Regions from separate parts of the Homo sapiens genome. Here regions 2, 3 and 4 are each linked to region 1. Evidence: chromatin loops called from intact Hi-C (ENCODE). Cell type or tissue: Calu3. All regions are shown on one strand.

What was found. Hi-C counts contacts between places; a loop is a spot of excess contacts. Peaks named below come from ENCODE experiments on the same cell type or tissue, not always from the same donor. Only the 100,000 strongest peaks of a DNase experiment are listed, where the experiment ranks them.
Region 2: it touches region 1 in a loop (9-fold over the local background); 2 of 110 quality-filtered maps call a loop at or near these places.
Region 3: a loop joins it to region 1, with 4 times the contacts of the local background. A loop is called at or near these places in 10 of 110 quality-filtered maps.
Region 4: a loop joins it to region 1, with 2.7 times the contacts of the local background. A loop is called at or near these places in 9 of 110 quality-filtered maps.

What each region holds. Positions count from the first base shown.
Region 1 is chr3:190,455,610-190,460,609 of GRCh38, forward strand. No RefSeq gene overlaps it. Among named protein-coding and RNA genes, the nearest start is that of TMEM207, 8.2 kb to the left of the region's middle. In Calu3, no CTCF peak of the experiment used is centred here; a DNase peak (open chromatin) is centred at 2,622.
Region 2 is chr3:190,336,387-190,341,386 of GRCh38, forward strand. It overlaps a transcript of CLDN16 not described here. Among named protein-coding and RNA genes, the nearest start is that of CLDN1, 16 kb to the left of the region's middle. In Calu3, a CTCF peak has its summit at 2,973; DNase peaks (open chromatin) are centred at 2,495 and 2,948.
Region 3 is chr3:189,959,683-189,964,682 of GRCh38, forward strand. P3H2 (prolyl 3-hydroxylase 2) reads right to left here. Exons shown (of 15, transcript NM_018192.4): 14 at 4,276-4,416. Among named protein-coding and RNA genes, the nearest start is that of MIR944, 130 kb to the left of the region's middle. In Calu3, a CTCF peak has its summit at 2,072 (motif pointing right); a DNase peak (open chromatin) is centred at 2,049.
Region 4 is chr3:190,222,910-190,227,909 of GRCh38, forward strand. No RefSeq gene overlaps it. Among named protein-coding and RNA genes, the nearest start is that of CLDN1, 97 kb to the right of the region's middle. In Calu3, a CTCF peak has its summit at 2,393 (motif pointing right); a DNase peak (open chromatin) is centred at 2,352.

The DNA.
Region 1 (5,000 bases):
TAGAGGCTGGTTAAAAATCATCATAACAGTTGGCTAACTAGAAAGTAAGCTGCTTAGGTCACTTTTGCTAGAATTTTACTGATTAAGCTAATGTCATGTGAATATAAGAAACTGTCAACCAGAAAAATATGAAGGGGAGAGAAGAGAATCAATGTTGCTACATAGGCTCAGTCGGTAGATGAATCTAAGGCCAGGTTGGGGAAATAGTATCTCTACAGCATTTTGAACAGAAAACTTGACATTGGTTTGTTCTACATTCATTACTAGATTGTACCAGCAACTAAGAGGCCATGTCTGAAATGGACCATTAAATGTAGTCCTTTGCAAATTTAACACAAATTATATCACTCTGAAAAGTGCTTTGACATAACTTGGAGTTAAACATTTGCTATAAGTGGCACTGTTTATGGTAATAATTGACAAACCATGCTTAGGTTAGATGTGTGTAAGGGTAGGAGTTGTTTTATTAACTGACAACATTATCGAATTCCTGATAAATTGCAAATTCTGGTTTGCTTTTAAAATCATTGAATAAACATTGCAGTTGTTTAATAGGTGAATTTACCGGTCTACTAAATACAGTGTGGCAGATATTAAACTCTATTCCATAGTTCCTTTCACACATTTTACCGGATTTTTCTTCATTGTAAAATATTAAAAGTTTAGAATTCTAACTTTCAAAATTGGTTATGCAAAGTATTACCCAAACCTTTGTGAATGCATGAAGAATAAATACTCTTAGTTCTTCTTTTATATCTCACTTTACATACCTCCCTTCCTACTTTCATTTTGGGCTGCCAAGTTTTCTCAGTTTGTACATAAATATTAGAGTCAGTATTATATTAAAAATAATAATCAAGAATGCTTTTTGAGCTGTTCGCTTTGTTGTTTTAAATCCAGAAGAAGTGATGAGAGAATTCAGAATTTATCAATTTTGCTGTTTCCATGACAGTTAGTAAAGGACAAATGTGACTTGTTAGGCCTATCCATCACTATGAAAATTGGCTCTGTTTGGTTTGTGGAGAGAATACAAGCTCCTGGAAGCTTCTTTTATTTCCACATATCACACTGACCAAAATAGCCAGAATTTTCTGATCTAAGCAGATTGTACTAACTGTAGATACTATTTACCAAGTCTCTGACACTGGGCTAAGCAATCTACAATTAGTGATTGCTTAAGCCTTACCATAACTTATTTTCATGTAAAGTCATTCCATTTTACAGATGGAGATGGTAAAACAATAGAACTTGTGTACCTTGCCAACATTCATATAGCTAGGAAGTGAGAGAAGAGGAATTGGAAAAAGAAACTACCATGCCTGCCAGCAGCATGTGTACACAAATGCTCCTCTTCTCCCTTTAACTTCAATGTATTGCTGTCTAGACATGAAGTACATACAGAGTCATCATTCTGTTATTCAGGAATACACCTGATGGCATTTGCTTCCACAGACCTTTGTTGGTATTCACTGTGTGCCCGATACTGAGGATACAGAGATGAAGTCTCAAGTCTGTTTCTCATGTCAGACACACAGGAGACTGGAATATGATTTCTTTAATAACAGTGTAAAGAAAATGCAATTTGGATTTAAGGAGATAGCAATTAGTTTTGCATTGGAAAGCGCTAAAACCAATAATGACTGCCTAATCAAAATCGATTCCTCTTTTCTTATAGCAGTGGTTTTATTGAACTATTTACTCCTCTTCCATGTAGCGTAGGTTTTATCCCCATGGAAGGCTCAACCATTTGTGTTATACATTCATTCACTTTGTTAACAATTAGTTTCGGCATGGTATTAGTTTAGGTGTGTCCAGTGTTAGATAATGAGACACGAGAAGAAATTTATACCATGGGGAATTTGGATTATAGAAACATTTCTCCACACTTATAAAATATTAACTGGAGGATGAGGAAACTTTCTGACTCTGAATTCTTTGTGTTATAACCTTGTGTCTATTTCATAGCAAGTTTCATGGAGGAGACATTATTAGAGATAAATCATTAAGTATGCATAAAAGAAAAGTGAATGTTATGAGCATCTTAGACGGCAGATAACAGATGAGCAAAGGTACAGAGTCAAGAATGTGTAAGGTATCCTTGGGGTATGGCAACAGGGGAGTTCAATGAAGCTAGAAACAGGAATGCAGGGACATACCGTGGAGGTTTGATTATCGGAATAAGGAGACTGCACAACTCTTTCCCTTCAGGAAACGAAATTGCTTCGAGGATTTTTAAGCAAGGTGACACCATGATTAGTATCTCATTGAGAGATCGTTCTGGCTGGAGAAAATGTCAAGTGACGTGCTTGCTACTATTAACATCTAAACCAAAAAATGGTTGCATGTACTTCAGCATATTATTAATAATTAATCATGTCTTTACTTAGTTTTTATTTAGGTGTTAAACATGTTAATAATTGATCAGATTTTTAACAGTATGATGAAAGTAATTTAGGCTGTAAATGTACCAAAATGTCAAGGAAACCAAATATTCATTTTCCCATCACATAATTTTGCCAGCAATTCCCTTGAATGAGGAATGTAAAGGAAAAGGAAAGATTGACCAGTGAATGCCCTAGGGAGAATTTCTGCTCCGTGGAGTCTGCATTCCACTATGGCTGAGGACAGGAGCACTTTGTCTCTGTAATTTAGGCTGTAATTTCGGTTGTGATAGGGTGACACTAAGTGGCTGAAAAGGGAAAACTTAGTTAATGGAAATCAAAATAAGAACAAAAAATTGCACTTGTGGTGACATTCATGCCTCCCTGACAACAACATAAGAAAATTATATTCAGAGTAACTTGGAATCTTGAAAAAATTTTTAAACTAGCCACTCCTTTCTTTCTGTGAAGCTTAAGATTCTTTTGCAAAGATGACAAAAAACAACAAATATTGAATCATATAAGTTATATAAGCTGAATTAAAGGATAAGGCCTTTTCCTTTTAAATGAAAAAATATCTTGCTATTACATTTTCTGTCACTTTTTTAGGTAGCTTTTTTCATTTTTGGCATTATTCATAATAATAATAAATAGTAAAATAACAATTTTGCTTATCAGTATATAAAAGGCACAATGGATTTTCAATATAATGTTTCTGAGTAAATCTACTCGAGTAAATAAATGTACACGCAATACTTAACTAACTGCTTTAGACCTCTTCAAAAATGTTTAGCACACAGTGAAAGAAAAGGTTATTTTTTTCTGGCAAGCGCTGTAGTAAATTTGTGTTTTTATTTTTTTTTGTCCTGCTAAAACTGTTTTTTAAAGGAGTTATATTTTTATCTACTGAAAATTAAAAGGACTTCCTAATTTAATATTCATTTATTCCTTTGTTCATTCAGTAATTATTAGATTGAACCATATAAAATTATATTTTGTTGGTTAAAATGATTTAATACTCTCAATTATATATGATTCAACCTGCTATTTATTAAGGACTTCTAGATGATGATGATAGATATATCATATCTTTGAACATGGACACTTTTATCACTCTAGTACGAAAAACCCACTGGAGCAGTTGATTTTATCTTTGGGTAATTCTCACAAAATACATAACTTTTCTTCCTTAATGGAACTGAATTTTTTCCCACACATTGGTTTTAATTCTGGATTTTTAAAGTATTTTTAATAAATGTTGTCTTATTTAATTTGGAATTATCAAGTGAAATTGTGGTTGGGGACATGGATGAAGAAAGGGGAGATGTTGGCGAAGGGTACAAAGGAGAAATGGGCTCTGGTAATTTGTTACACCATATGAGGTGTACAGCTAATAAAGTATTGTATATTTCAAAATAGCTAAAATAATGGATTTTAAGTGTTTTCACCACAAAGAAACAAGGAGCGACTGAGGAAATGGATATGTTGTTTCTGGCATTTAGAGCCACAAAAAGACAAATCTATTCCAGTTTATATATGATTAGTCTTCAGATATCAGGTAACAAACTCTGCACTTATTTCTGCTTCTATCCTATCATCTTCACTTCTCTGGATTAAACACTTTAGTTGCTACACCTAAAATGTGGTCATCCCAAATTGACATTTGAAAATGTTGGCTATTTCATCTTTTCAATTTTCTCCTCTTCGAGTTTCTGAGACATTTCTGTCTTCTGGTTTTCTTCCTGCATCTCAGATTTTCTTTCATTTTCTTTTGATTCTTTTTCTTTTACTAACCAACCCCTTTACCATCGATGTTCCCAGTAGCTTATCCTTTTGCCATGTTCTCTAAAGATACACTAGATGACTTCATTCTGCCCTTTATCTTCAGCTACTGTTAGTATGCTAAATGTTTCTAGATTTATATCTCTAGATAAAAAAAAGTTTTGAACTGAAGACCTGTGTATTTAACTGTCTCACAGACATAGCTACTTGGAAGTTTCACATATCCTTCCAGCTAAATCTATCCTCAACTTGAATACATCATCTCTATCCACCCATCACTCAAAGAAGAAACATGGTTACCCCTTTAGACCATCATTCTCATTGCCTGCTCTCATCCCCACAACACACAAATTCTACCTCCTTGCTTTCTTAAGATAGGAATTGGTCTTAACATACGATCTTATTTTTAGTAACAACTTTACGGAGATGTATATAATTCAGGTATCATACTAGTTACCATTTAAAGTGTACAATTCAATGATTTTAATATATTCTCAGAGCTGTGCTACATCATCATTTTGGAATATTTTTATCATCCCCAAAAGAAACCCTGTACCCTTTAGCTATCATCCGCCCTCCCAACTGTCTATCCTCCCCATCCCTAAATGCTACTAAACTACTTTCTATCACCATAGATTTTCCTGTTTTGCATATATAACGCAAATGAATTCATACAATATGTGATCTCTGGGATCGCATATTGTATGATTTCATTTGTGTTATATATGCAAAATAGGAAAATCTTTGCAAAACCATTTAGCAATGAATACTAAAATATATTCTACTTAAAGCCTTCTTTTGCTTCACATGATGTGTTCAAGGTTCATCCATACTGTG
Region 2 (5,000 bases), 120 kb before region 1:
CAGTGGTCTGGTGCATACTCGAACATCCCTTCCAAGGTAAAGGGCAAAGTTATGGCATCTTTTGTATACTACCATTAAAAAAGAAGTAAAACACAGCACATACAACACTTGGGAATACTACAATGAATGATTTAGCAAGTGCTGTGGAAAGTTCCCCGTTTTCAGTGAGGCCCTGAGCAAGAAAGGGCATGTTCAGGCCATATAGCACAAGCTGTCCTACCACATGGCTTATGTGGCCCAACAGATCCTATAGTTGCATAAAAGTTATCTCTAGGAGATAAAGGTTTTGTGTGGAGTCTCTGACAAGCCCCAACAGAAGGGTTTCATAACAGGCTGCTGAGATTGTGGAGCAAGGCCATGCCATCTGCAGCAGAGCATGTGATTTAAAATGCAGTTGCATCAAGACATGAGACAAAAGCTGTTCGCCAAGAACTGGACGCTGGCAGTCCAAGTAATAAACTACAGCAGCCCCAACAGCAATTATTTATAAAATAGAAGTGTTACAGAATGGATCACCCTTAAAATATCCAAAGGGCATATGTAAGCTGGATGAACAAATATTCCAGACTTCTTTGTCACCAGCACAGTCTCACCTGACACCACTCAATCAGCTCACACTTGTAACCTCATGGGAGAATCCTTATGAGCAGCTAATAGAGGAAGAAAACAACACAGGCTTGGTCCATGGATTGTTCATCTCAGTATGTTGGTGTGGACAATGGACTGCTGTTGTAATATAGCCCCACTTGGTAAGTCCTGGAAGACAGTATTCATGGGAAAATACAAACAGGAGGCAGGATTTGGGTTAGTGTTACTTGTAATCCAATTTTGTTGAGTGACAAATGGCTTAAAAGAACGCTATACACATGGTCATTGGTGGATAGCTTGGCCTGAACAAAGCAATGTTTTCATATTAGTGACAAGAAGATCCAAGAAAGAAGCATGTGGATGAACATATGGAAATGGGCAGAAACTAAGAAGAACTCACCATTACGTGTTAACCCTCATCAAGTTAGAGACACAAAGCAACCAAGTGTGGAGAATGGCCCAATAGATAAGAAGAAACTTAGCTAGCTGAAAGGTCTCACGAATGTAGTAGTCATGGCAGCATAGATGGAGACAATATGTGGACGATAAGAATGCGTTCTCCTCTCACCAAAGCTCATATACCCGATGCCATATCCAACCTATCAACCAACACATTTCTGTGCTGAGCTCCTTATATGATAATATTCTTTGACAAAACCAGCCAGACATTTTGGTGGCAAGCTGATAAAACTGGACTGCTCTCATCCTGACAAAAGCAACAATTAATCCTGAGTAGTAGTGACACACATTCCTAGGATGTGTTTGCCTTTTCTACCAGTAGTATTTCTGTCAGCATTATACAGAAAGGCTCACAGAGAGAGATATTGGATAGCATCTCATACAATATCACTTCAGATCAAGAGAACCCCTTTATGGCAAAGGAAGCCTGGTAGTGGGAACATGGCAAAGATATCCCCTGATCCTATGATACATTGAATCAATTAGTGGCAGCTGACCCTATAGAGCATAGGAAAGCCCCTTTTAATGTATAGCTGTAGTACCATCTTGAAGATGATGCCTGTAGATGGAGACACTATACTTCAGAAAGATGTACATTCATCCTAAACCAACAGCCATTACATGGTGCCAGGGTGCCCAGTAGGTAGAGTACATGAGTTCAGTAACCAAAAGACGGAGGAAATAGTAGCCCTACTTCACCGCCACTCCAAGAATTGACTAGGAGATGTTGTATTGCCTGTCTACTCAATTTTAGAGCCTGTGGATCCAGAGGTCCCAGAGAAGATATGCTTTCACTCAGGGACACAAGAGTCTCATAGAACTTAAAGATACAGCTGATACATGATCACTTCTAGTTCTTCAAGTGGACCAACAAGCAAGAAAAGGAATTATTATACTGCCAAGATTGTGTACACTAGGATATTTGAATGTGTAGTGGCGTATTTTAGCCTGATTACCTAAGGAAAAGGGCTGCTGTTACTTAATAGGGGCATGGAGAAATACTTTTCATACCTACGTGAACTGCAGGTTATCTCTTGGTACCCTCATGCCCAAGTTTAATTATAAATTGACAAGTACAGCAATTATTGCCTGGCAAGTGCGTGGTAACTAGGGAATCAAGGCTCTCAGGGATGAGTGTCTGAGACATCCCACCAGACAAGCCACCTAGATGAACTGAAGTCCTAGCTGAGTGTAAAAGGAATCTATAATTGTAGCTGACAGGGATAATGTGTATTATTGACAGCCTTGAGATCAATTGCAGCAAAGAAGGCTGTAATTCATCCTACAAATGCTCCTCTTACAAGTTTTCCTAGAAATTGAGACCAACTCAAATTCTGAAGAAGCTAAGACCAGATAGGAAGAACTTATTGTGAGAAGTGAATGGATTTGAGAAGTGTGAGTGGCAGACTTGGAAGTGGCTCTTGGCACTTCTCCAGATCTCCTTGACTGGGCTGGTACACTCATACCCCTGCAGGTCTTGGCTGATAACTGCTCAAGTTAGCACATTTCACTGTAGGGTTGTCCTCAGCTGATTGAAGCTACCTCACCCAGAAATGCCTGAGAAGTTACACTGTTCTCTCTCCAAAGACTGACAAGTGCAGGGATAAGACAGTGCAGCTCTCTTTTCTCTGGCCAAGAAAATTATCTGATTATAATCTATGTTCTAGAGAGCTAACTAGGGGATTAGATTGAGACTAAACTTCTGAAATCATATTATTGCCTAACTCTACCCATCCTTCATCTTTTCCTGCTCTTCTTGCTTCCTTAAAGACTTCTAAGTGTATTCCTTCTAGAAATCACCTGCACAAGACTCTCTGTCTAATACTCTGCTTCTAGGCTTCTGGGCCTAACTCAATTACATGTGGCAATGGCTGGGTTTCTCTATGGAGAACCACAGTCTCACCTAGTGGTCATTTCCTGTGTATACATTATTCTTCATTTGTGTGTGACATTGGTTTCCTGTCACAATCCTGACTAATGAAGCAGAAGCAAGCAGGGAGTGATGTGATTAGATTCACATTTAGAAAGCTCAATCTGGCAGCAGTGTTGAGGAGACAATGTATGAGAGGCAAGTCTAGTTGCAAAAATATAATTTCATAGATTATGGTAATAGTCTAGAAAATAATTGAAAAGGGCTAGAAGTTTAATGATCATTGGAAATAGCATACATTAGGTAAACTTGTAAGATAGGTCAGCAGTAAAATTGATTTAAGGATTAATATGTCCTAACCTCCTGCAAGAATTGAAACCACATATACTGCCTTAAAAACTCATTAAACAATTATTGTTTTACCACATATGTAAAAAAAATTACTACTACTCCTGCGGAGCTTGTAGTCTTAATAGTGAATAATGACTATCTTGGTAGTTGTTATAAAAGTCAAAAAATAAATATTATACTAGAATTATAAGCAAAAGGGTGTGAAATCAAGAAAAACTATAGGACAATATTTCCAATGAACACTGACACAAAAGTCAGCAGTTAAATATTAGCAAATCAAATTCAACAGCATATCAGAAAGATTATACATCATAATCAAGTGAGATTTATCCCTGGAATAAAAGGTTGGTTTAATATAAACAAATCAGTTGGTGATATATCATATTAACAGACATAAAGTCAAAAAGCCACATGATCATATCTATTGACAAAGAAAAAGTATTTGACAAAGTTTAACATCCTTTCTTGATAAAAACTTCTAACACTTTAGGTATAGAAGGAAAGTTCCTCAATGTAATAAGGGCTATTTATGGAAAACCCACAGCTAACATAAACAATGGGAAGAAACTGACAGCATTTCCTCTGAGATCTGGTATAAGACAAGGATGCCTACTGTATTAGTCCATTTTCATCCTGCTGATGAAAACATACCTGAGACTGGGCAATTTACAAAAGAAAGAGGTTTATTAGACTTACAGTTCCATGCAGCGGGGAGGCCTCACAATCACAGTCATGGCAGAGATGAAAGGAATGTCTCACGTGGTGGCAGACAAGAGCTTGTGCAGGGGAACTCCCATTTTTAAAACCATCAAATCTCATGAGTCTTACTCACTAACATGAGAGGGTAGCACAGGAAAGACCTCCCACCCATGATTCAATTACCTGCTACCAGGTCCATCCCACAACACGTGGGAATCGTGGGAGTTACAAATCAAGATGAGATTTGGGTGGGGACACAACCAAACCATATCATTCTGCCCCTAGCGACTCCTAATCTTGTTCTAACATTTCAAAACCAATCATGCCTTCCCAACAGTCCCCCAACATCTTAACTCATTTCAGCATTAACTCAAAAGTCCAAAATCTCATCTGAGACAAGGCAAGCCCCTTCTGTCTATGAGCCTGTGTAAAATCAAAATCAAGTTAGTTACTTCCTAGATACAATGGGGGTACAGGAATTGGGTAAATATAGCCATTCCAAATGGGAGAAATTGGCCAAAACAAAGGGGTTACAGGCCCCATGCAAGTCGGAAATCCAGCAGGGCAGTCAAATCTTAAAGCTCCAAAATGATTTCCTTTGACTCCAGGTCTCACGACCAGGTCATGCTGATGCAAGAGGTGGGTTCCCATGGTCTTGGGCAGCTCTGCCCTTGTGGCTTTGCAGGGTAGAGCTTTTCCTCCAGCTGCTTTCATGGGCTGGCATGACATTGAGTGTCTGCAGCTTTTCCAGGTACACAGTGCAAGCCGTCAGTGGATCTACCATTATGGGGTCTAGAGGATGATGGCCCTCTTTTCACAGTTCGACTAGGTGGTGCCCCAGTAGGGACTCTATGTGGGGGCTCCAACCCCACATTTCTCTTCCACACTGCCCTAGCAGAGGTTCTCTATAAGGACCCCACCCCTGTAGCAAACTTCTGCCTGGATATCAAGGTGTTTCCATACATCCTCTGAAATCTAGGCAGAGGCTCCCAAATCCCAAGTCTTGACTTCTGTGCACTTGCAGGCTCAACAC
Region 3 (5,000 bases), 500 kb before region 1:
TCTACGCTTTCTTTTATTCCTCACATTAATCCATCAGCAGGTGCAGCTGGTCTACCTCCAAATTGTATCTCAAATCTTCCATCTCTTTTTACCTTCTCTATTACTACTCCAGTCCAAGACCACATGTTAGCTAAAGTAATCTTCTGTATCCTGTAACTCTCCAGGACTGGAGGAGATATGTGTGTGTGTGTGTGTGTGTGTGTGTGTGTGTGTGTGTGTGTGTGTGTGTGTTGGGGTGTGGGGACTACATGACTTTCCACTAGTTAGAATACAATTCGCATTTCCCAATCAGCCTGTGGAATCCGACTCCTGCCGCCTCCACGTCCTCTACTGAAGCCACTCTCCCTCTTGTCTGCCATATTCCAGATGCTCTGGCTTTCTTTGTTTCTTGGTGACTCCAAACATCTTATTGTCTCTGGGCCTTTGCAGCTTGTCCTCTGCCTGGAATACTCTCCTCCAGACATTTATCCTAGTGGACTTCTAATTTATTAGGTTTCAGCTCACATGCCACTTGTTTGGCGAGGCCTCACAATTTGCCGCTCCTACCCTTTCACTCCAGAATCAGTTGTCTTGTTCCATTTTCCACACATCATTGGTCACCGTGTGAAAAATCTCTCGATTATTTATTTATTTTTTACTTTTTTGGGATCTGTTTCCTTCCACTAGAATGTAAGCTCCAGAAGAGCAGGGCATCTTATCTTCTTGGTCACTACTGTATTTTCAGTGCTCAGAAAAGCCACTGACATGTGGCAAGAGTTCTATTTTCTTTGATGAGTAAATGTGTAAATGGATGAAGCCTTTCTCTGTCTAAAATGCCTCTCCCTAAAGAAATTGATCTTTTAAAGCTTTTTTTCAAATGCCATCTCCTCAAAGAAGCCTTTTTGGATTGCTTTTTGATATCCCTCAAACCACGCATTTGCTGCTAAGGATTCTTACCAAAACTTGCCTTGTGGTTTAATTAGTTGGGTCCTTGTATTATTTCTCCAATTTGACTTCAAGCTCCTTGAAAATAGGAATTATATCCTACTAGTGTGCATTCCCCATAGGCGGTCTTTAACACAGTGCCTGCGCACAGTAAGTTAAATAAATAACTATTTTATGAATTGAAAACAAAGCCCCTTTCATGCAAGAGCTTGTAATAAAAAATGTTTACAAAAAGGCAACTAAAAGGACTAGATATACTAAATAACAGAAAATTAAGTTGCTGCCACATCTAAATAAAAAGCCCAAGTACTACTTTACAAATATAAGGAAAACAATCTTTTTTTTTTTTTTCAAGACAGAGTCTCACTCTGTTGCCCAGGTTGGAGTGCAGTGGTGCGATCTCGGGTTACAGCAACCTCCACCTCCTGGATTCAAGTGATTCTCCTGCCTCAGCCTCCCCAGTAGCTGGGATTACAGGCATATGCCACCATGCCTGGCTAATTTTTGTAATTTTAGTAGAGACGGGGTTTCGCCATGTTGGCCAGGCTGGTTTCGAACCCCTGACCTCAGGTGATCTGCCCGCCTCGGCCTCCCCAAGTGCTAGGATTACAGGACTGAGCCACCGTGCCCGGCCAAGGAAAACAATCCTGATACTTAACAAATCGACACACATACAAAGCTTTCACATCTGTTGACCACAAGAAATGATTGTAATCTTGTTTCTCATTAAGGGAAAGAAATTCAAGAGCTGGAACCAATATATATGAAGCTTCGAACATCCTTGCATCCTTAAAAGGATGTTGCTAAATACTCCTTGAGAACTGAGACCCTTTAAAGTAATTCATAATAAGCATGAGAATCGGCCAGCTCTAATGACTTGTTCATAGGTAGGCATTTTTTTTTTCTGAGATTCAATCTGCAAAAAGACGTCTAGGCCAGGAACTCCCAAACTCTGCTGCTGCACGTTAGAATCACCTGGGGAGCTCTTAAAACTCCTGAAACACAGATGTTAGTAGTTTGTAACGATCAATAGATGATCTCCACGTGTAGCAAAGAATGATTCACAGCCTGGGCTAATTTAGCTGAGGAAAAAGTTCTGGTCATTTCCCACTGTGGCCACTAGATGCCGCTACGGCCTGAAGACTGGAGAGGTTTTCTAGTACTTTTCCATCAGAGGAAGGGACGCTGGCGTTGATGTTTCCTATTACAAAGGAGCAAAGAGAACTTACTTTGTGTTAGCTTATTTTGAGAGAACAATACCTTGGAAAAGGGAGTTTGGATACTGAATGATGAAATAGATTAAATGTCTGCTGAATTGAATACTAGAATAGTGAGGTAATATTTCAATAATTTTATCTTCACTGTCTACCCATTGACATAGGTTCCTTAGTTTAAAAAAAAATGCTTTGATGGAATGCTAACATTTTGGAGATGGAAAATACCAGGATATAAAGTAATGATAGGGGAAGGCAATTGTTTGCTGCTCCCTTGAGGTTTTCAGGACTCTGTGCTCTGGTCCTTTTGTCAGGGCCTTTCTTTCTTTTTCTTCTTCTTCTTTTTTTTTTTTTTTTTTTTTTTTAAGACAGAGTCTCACTCTTGTCGCCCAGGTTACAGTGTGGTGGAGTGATCTCAGCTCACTGCAACTGCAGCCTCCACCTCCTGGGTTCAAGCGATTCCCCTGCCTCAGGCTCCCGAGCAGCTGGGATTACAGGTGCGTGCCACCACGCCAGGCTAATTTTTGTATTTTTAGTAGAGATGGGGTTTCACCATGTTGGCCAGGCTGGTCTCCAACTCCTGACCTCAGGTGATCCACCCACCTAGGCCTCCAAAAGTGCAGGGATTATAGGCGTGAGCCACCACGCCCAGCCAGGGCCATTTTTTCTATGCCTGGCTATCGTCTTTGCTTCTAGGTCTGAGCTTATAGAAGTCTTCCTTGATTCCCTGCTACAAAACATATACTGTTCTCTTCTTACAGCGTATTTACTAGCTGTTCTGTCCAAGCTCCTCATAGTCCAGGACCTTGTTCTGTTCACCCTTCTACCCCTAGGGCCTATCTAGCAGAGTTTCCAAGGCAGATAATAATAGCTCTTCTGTACAATAAAAGGTCACAATAGGTCTTTTGTAAAATATGTGAAAGAATGGCTTAGGGAATGTGGGGAAACACTTTGTAAGTTAGATTTGATGGTGAAAAGTATATGAGAAAAACGCATTATTTTTAAATAGTTTCTGATGAAATTGGATTCAACTTAGGAACCTAACAAGGAAAACTGGATAGAATGCCAGTTTTAAGAATAGAATTTCATAGCTTCATCAATACTTAGGGCTGGAGAAGATTTGGAGGTCATCCAGTTAAGCCTCTGCTACGATGTTTTAGATTCCATTTCAGCGTTCCATGCTAAGCAGTTGCCTGGGCTTTGATTGGAGCCATCCAATCAGTGCTTCCAAAGCAGACAATTCTGCCAAACTGTGGTGACTATTTGAAAGTTATTCCTTGTGTGGAGCCCAAATTTTCCCTCCAGGGCTTCTACCCATTGGTCTTAATTCATACCGCTGCAGCTCCACAGGTGGAGACTATGACATCTGCCCACGGGCTTCCAAAACGATGAGATCATGGTCTCCTCCTAGCTAAGTGTCCTCAGCTAGTTTGCATATAATAATATTGAAATACTTAATGTAATAACAGTAATAAGTAATAATAATCTTTTAGGTTTCCTTGCCCTCTTTCAAATACGTTTCATAAATGATTCAATACTATTTCTTATGATTTGCGAGAAAACAAATCCGTCTTCTGGGTGACCAATAAAAAGTGATTCCTCCCTGATGCCACAGAGTTGTTTTGGTTTTTGTTTTTGTTTTGAGACAGAGTCTTGCCCTGTTGCCCAGGCTGAAGTGCAGTGGTGCGATCTCGGCTTACTGCAATTTACGCCTCCCAGGTTCAAGCGATTCTCCTGCCTCAGCTTCCCGAGTAACTGGAACTACAGGCGCATGCCACCACATCCAGCTAATTTTGTATTTTTAGTAGAGATGGGGTTTCAGCATGTTGATCAGGCTGGTCTCGAACTCCCGACCTCAAGTGATCTGCCCACCTCGGCCTCCCAAAGTTCTGGGGTTATAGGAGTGAGCCACCACGCCCAGCCTTACAATTTGTTAATAAGCTCAAGACAGATTAGTGACTATCAAATATCATTGACACAGCTATTTCTACAAACATCTTCACTTACTAGAACATATCTGATTAAGAACTGCCTTTACCCTCTTCTTTTCCTCAGACGAAGCAATTTAAAGGACTTCTCAGATAAAGCAGTTCATGAAGCAAGCCTAATTGGCTTTCTGGGCGGGTGAGAAACTCACCAATTCTCTATAAAGTGGGTCCAAGGTGAACCACAGAGCCACAGCACACCTCTTTCCCTTGGTGACTGCCTTCACCCCATGAGGGTTCTCTCCTCCAGATGAGAAGCTGATCATGCGCCCACATTTTGGTTTTATAGAGGCCTGAGAAAGAAAGCAAAAATTAGACTTTCAATTGTTGTATCATAAACATTTCCACAACTCCTGCTTCTCTGGCTATGAGATTATTTGAGTTAAGGCCTGAGGCGAAGAATAAAGGAATCCTGGGATTGAAGATGATGTAAATTATCTCAATTTTCTCACCCGTAAAACAAAGGTAAGGTCAAAATAATATATACCTCAGAAAATAAAAAGATGTTCAAGTAAAACGTGTAGCAAAGTCCACATACATAGTAATCATTCAATACATGCTATATATATGATAGCCTGCAAATTCAAAGAAGGCAAAGTTTTCCTCTCATAATTCATTTCTGTAGCTTTTGCACTAGCAAAGCATCCGGATACAAGGTAGGTGTCCATTCCATACTTGTGTAATTAACAAACAAACAAACAGGACATCTGCAGTGCTGGAAAAGTTGTTATTGATCTAGGTAGTGGTTACATGAGCGTATACGCTTTCTAATTTTTAAATTGTACATTCATGGTTTATGTGCTTTTCACAATACAAACATTTTTAAAAGTCATAATTCTGTATGATATTTCATTTCCTTTACACTATTGTTTCCCAG
Region 4 (5,000 bases), 230 kb before region 1:
AGAGCATCTTTGCTGTGCTGGGGATTCACTTCAGCTTCTGGTTGCCTCAGACACTCCGAAGCCCAAAGGCTAGAATGGGCAAATCACCAAAATAGCAAAGATCGTGGCCCACCCCTACCTCTGGGAGCATTGTCCTAGGCGGAATTCAGGTTGCTGTAAGCTGGAGAGCTTGGGTAGGGGTGGCTGGAGGCCCCAGTTGGGAGGCCCTGTCCAGCAACGAGGAATAGGACCAGACACCTGCTTAAAGCAGCAGTCTGGCCACATTTTGGTAGCACAGCAGTGCTGTGCTGTGCTGAGGGATCCCTTTCTCCCTGGGTTGGCTCAGACTCTCCAAAGCCAGAAGGCTGGAATGGCTAAGGCACCCAAACATCAAAGGTGGCAGCTGTCCCTCCTGCTGGGAGATCCTTCTTAGGGAGGTGCAACACTGCTACCAGTAGTTGGCTAGAATTCCAAGCCAGTGGGTCTTATCTTCTGAGGTGCCCTAAAGTGTGTCCTGTGAGCTGCTGCTGCTCAGCTCCTTCCTAGGGGTATGTACAGGAGTCTAATATCCTACTTTGCCAGAGCTGCAGCTATTTTTGCAGGAAAGCCCAAGTATCTAAAGCTCCCGGGTCTCCACACATGCCTGGGTGGCTGCTCTGCTGAGACTCCCAGTAGCTCTGTCCGTCAGACTGAAGACTGAAGGCCCTGGTGGAATGAGTGTCCAAGGGGATCTCCTGACCAGAGGGTTGCAAAAATCTGTGAGAGAAGCATGGTTTCCTGGTTGCTGCTTCCCTGGGCAGGGGAAGAGCCCTTGGCTCTGTGTTGCTCCAAGGTGGGCCATTGTCCTGTCTTGCTTTTCTTCATTCTCTGTGGGTCAAGTTGTTTTTGTGATTAATCCCAGTGCAAGTACCTGGATGTTTCAGTTGAAGGTGTTGTGTTTATTCGCCCTTTCTGTTCCTCTCCGTGAGAGCCACACACACTAGCTGCTTCCAGTAGGCCACCTTGGCCACTCCCCCTAAATTACTAACATGCATTAATTTATTTAATTTTATATAAACTCTATTTGCAATCATATTTTACAGATTAAGAAACAGAATTTGTCAATTTAAGTAGCTTACCTGAATTTGTGCAGTTCAGAAATGAAAGAGCCAGTGTTCAAGCCTTAATGTTTCTTGCTACAGAATCTATGCTCTCAACTTTCTACAGGTATGACCATGAAAATATTAACTGTGATTATTTCCAATTGCTCATTGTCCCAGCAAGCTTTGTCCCAGGGAGGTACAGACCTGTTGTTTGAACTTTGCTGAGTTTATTTCTTCATGAATTTATTTATTCACTCATCAGCAGTTACTCAATTCAATTCATAAATCTAAAAACAATTATTTGGGTTTTTACCATGTTCAGTGTTGATACCAGGTAGTGTGTATTTTTGTACACATAGCTAGTTTATTATACCCCTCCTCATTCCAGTGAAAATTAGGGACAGCCAAAAATAAATAAATAAATAAATAAAAATAAGAAAGAAAAGAAATATGTGGCACTTGTCCTCAAGTAGATCACAGTATGGATATAAACTCAATAATTATCATATATAAATTTTAAAAGGACCTTAAAGATGTACAAGTGAAATGTGTTTGGCATACAGAATAGAAAAAGAGCACTTCTTGGCTCTGAAAAGCAGAGAAACATTGATGGAAGGGATGTAACTTACCCAAGCCTTGACGTGTCATCATAATTTTTAGAGGCCGAAATGCCAGGAAAACATTTCAGGCATTCTTATGCAGTACTAAGGGGATTGATTCTTGAACCGCAAATCTTCCAGCTCTATGTCAATGTGATCCCTGAACCTCAGCCACTGATTTGCATTCAAGTGAGTCTGAGGTCCTTTTTTCTGTCTTGGTTTTGACATCGATCCAATTGAGAGGAGAGCAATGCTTTAATTCTACTCTATTAGAAGGATTAACTAATAAAAATGGCTTCATAAGATGTATATTCTATAAAAGACATTATTTTGTTGTAAATATTTATGGTTATTATCTATTTTCAACCCAGCTAATCTACTTAAGGACAAAAGTCACATATTTCAGCATAGCTGAAAATAGACTCCAAAGTAGTCATAGCAAAATTGGATTTTAATATGACCCGTGGAGTGTGTGGTCTTGTTAAATTTTTATTACCATGTCTCAACTATAGAGGGTCCTTAATGTAGCTCTTAAAAATAAAATCTGTAGTAATTTTACAGAACTCCAATATTTACAAGCTAAGTAGTTCGTCTCATTATTCAGAGCAGAGTGGAACACATTTTCATGGAAGAATATAGTTCTCTCAGCTTTGTTCCACGGCCTGACCTGTCACTTAGGAACCAACTGCCACTTGAAAGACCTCAGTGAAAACGAGGTGGAAGATAATCTTTCCACCAATAGATGGAGCCACATGAACCCAATTTTAAAATAATTTACTAAATTATCTAATCTCAAATCATCACTCAAGCAGATACATCTTTTTCTTGTTTTGTTTCCCCTTTTTCCCTCCCTCCTTCCTTCCTTCCTCCCTCCCTCCCTTCATCCCTCCCTCCCTCTCTCTCTTTCTTTCTTCTTTCTTCTTTCCTTCTTTCTTTTCTTCCTTTCTTTCCCAAGAAGACAATTTCTCTCTATCATTTTTTGTCATTTATTTTTCTTTCATTGTTTTCTTTCTCATCTGTTCATATTTTTCTTTTCTCCTTTCTTAATTAAAAAATCACATAAATATGTGTTCTTTTACTACCAAATTGTCAGAATCAGAATTTTATATTTTGAGGTGTTTTTGGTGATGTTCTAGTCTAGTCCCTTCTGCATGTGTTACTAGGACCAAAGTCTTAGAGATTTCAGGGTCCTACAAAAATCTTGCTTTCGAATATGACTAGGTATATAGCTGGAACCTTGAAAAAATTATTTTTCTTTCTCTCCTTTTTACAGAATAAGTTGTCTGCTTTCTGCCCCATCAAGAGAGTGTTTTCCTCTCCATAATGAGAATACTAAACATCATAGCACTATTCCTCAATGCTAATTATCTCACAAGCTGTTCACCTTCTTCCCTCAAAGAAAAAATAATAATTTGAGGGTAGGGTTGTAATGATTGTAATTCAATTATTTGCTCCACAGATACTTTTTAAGCACATTCGAGGTACAAGCAATTCATGTTGGGCATTTGTCTTTAACAGTTTTTTCTTCTAGTAGCTATTAAAGTAGCAGCAGCATAAGTAGTGAGCTGATACCACTGAGAAATGTGATAGGAACAAACGGTAGCTAAAGGAATTAGAGAAAATAAAAAGAAATCTACATACTTAGACTAAAAAGAGGGAGGGCATTAGAAAATGGCCTTTGTCATTTAAGCTGTCTAGACTTTAGGATCCCAATATCACTTAAGTCTTGGCCTTACTTACCTGAAATGTGTCACTTTAGTTTCCTAGAGAAGTCAGAATACAAAAAAGAAAAATACCTGAATTGACATCCTGAGGGTTCATATTGCAAAAGATATTGCATATGTATTTATGCAAATTATTGTGGAAGTAGAACACATTGTCTTTGTTCTTGAGGAACATTAAAGTGAAGGTGGAACCAACCCTATTGGAAAGACATAAGGACCCAAAGATTCTCCTGGAAACACAGCACACAGCCTTATACAATTGTGGTTGCCCTGAGATAGACTCAATTTATACACTCAAGTTAAATACCTTTATGGAAGGCTAGTTATGGGAGGTGACTCACGGCGTTCAGGAAAAAAAGGGTTCAACTCATTGACAGCAAAGACTAATAATGAATTTGAATGGAAAGTCCAGAGTTTGCATGGGCAGCGCCCTGTGCTAAAGTGAAGGACCATAGCTCAGCTCTAGAGACGAATCAGCTACTCATTTACGAAGGAAGGTAAATCATGTTTCTAGCCAGAGTATAGGGTAAGAGTTGGGACAACACGAGGCAAAATGTTTTGAACAAAGTAATGAAGGTAAGAGGAATTAATGTTTTATAATGACTTAAGTAGCAATTTGAAATCCTACAAAAAAAACTTTCCTGTTACATTTTATTACAGAAATTTTAAAACCTACACCAAAGTAAAGCAATATAATGAGCCTCTCTGTGCCTCTTACCTTCTGATAAATTTCAATATTTTACCCAATATTTGAATGGGTATCATTGCCACTAAACATAGGAATTATTTAGGCTTCTGCTGACGATGTGTAATTGAACAGATTATCTACAGGAATCATTTGAAAGGTATATTTTTAAGCCAGGATGGGTTTAAACATTCCAGGCAAGTCAGATCAGTTCTGCTTTCAAATTGGCTCCCCACAGACCAGAAGCAGGAACATAGTGAGAGTCAGGTTTTTGATATGAATGTCTTGCCAAAGGAGCTGACAGGAAGTAGAAAAGCACCCATTGGGTAGTTCCTCTCACTGGCACAGATAGAAATATCATTTAAGTATAACTAAAGAAACCATACACTTCCAACAATAGTGGCTGGCTTGTAAGCATGTTTCATATACTGAAAATGGAAATAGAACTCTACCGGATGCTGCACTGGATATTTCACCCATGCTATTTTATTTAAATCTCACAAAATCCACTGGAGGAAACTATTGTTTTCCCATAGTACACATAAGTTAACTGAGGCATAGATCTGTTAATTCACTTATTCATGCCACACAACCGGCAGTCATGGATCTAGGGCTGCAATCAGTTCGGTCTGATTTCCAAGTGTGTTTGTTTCTCCACATAATCAGGAAATTAGACAGAAAAACCAGGTCTTACTTTACATCACGCTGCCCAGGGACCCAATGTCAGAATGACTTCTAGGAGTGATTAAATGGACAATGCCAAGCAGTTTAGGGTGTTCTGATATTCAGAAGATGAATATGCAGTCCAGATAGGCAATTATCTTCTTCCTCAAGAAGGTGGACTGGGGCACAATTAGAAGTTTGTGCCATTTTTACCTCACCACTTAATGTGCTTCTTTATCTTTTGTGTTTGGTTTATATTTTCCATCAA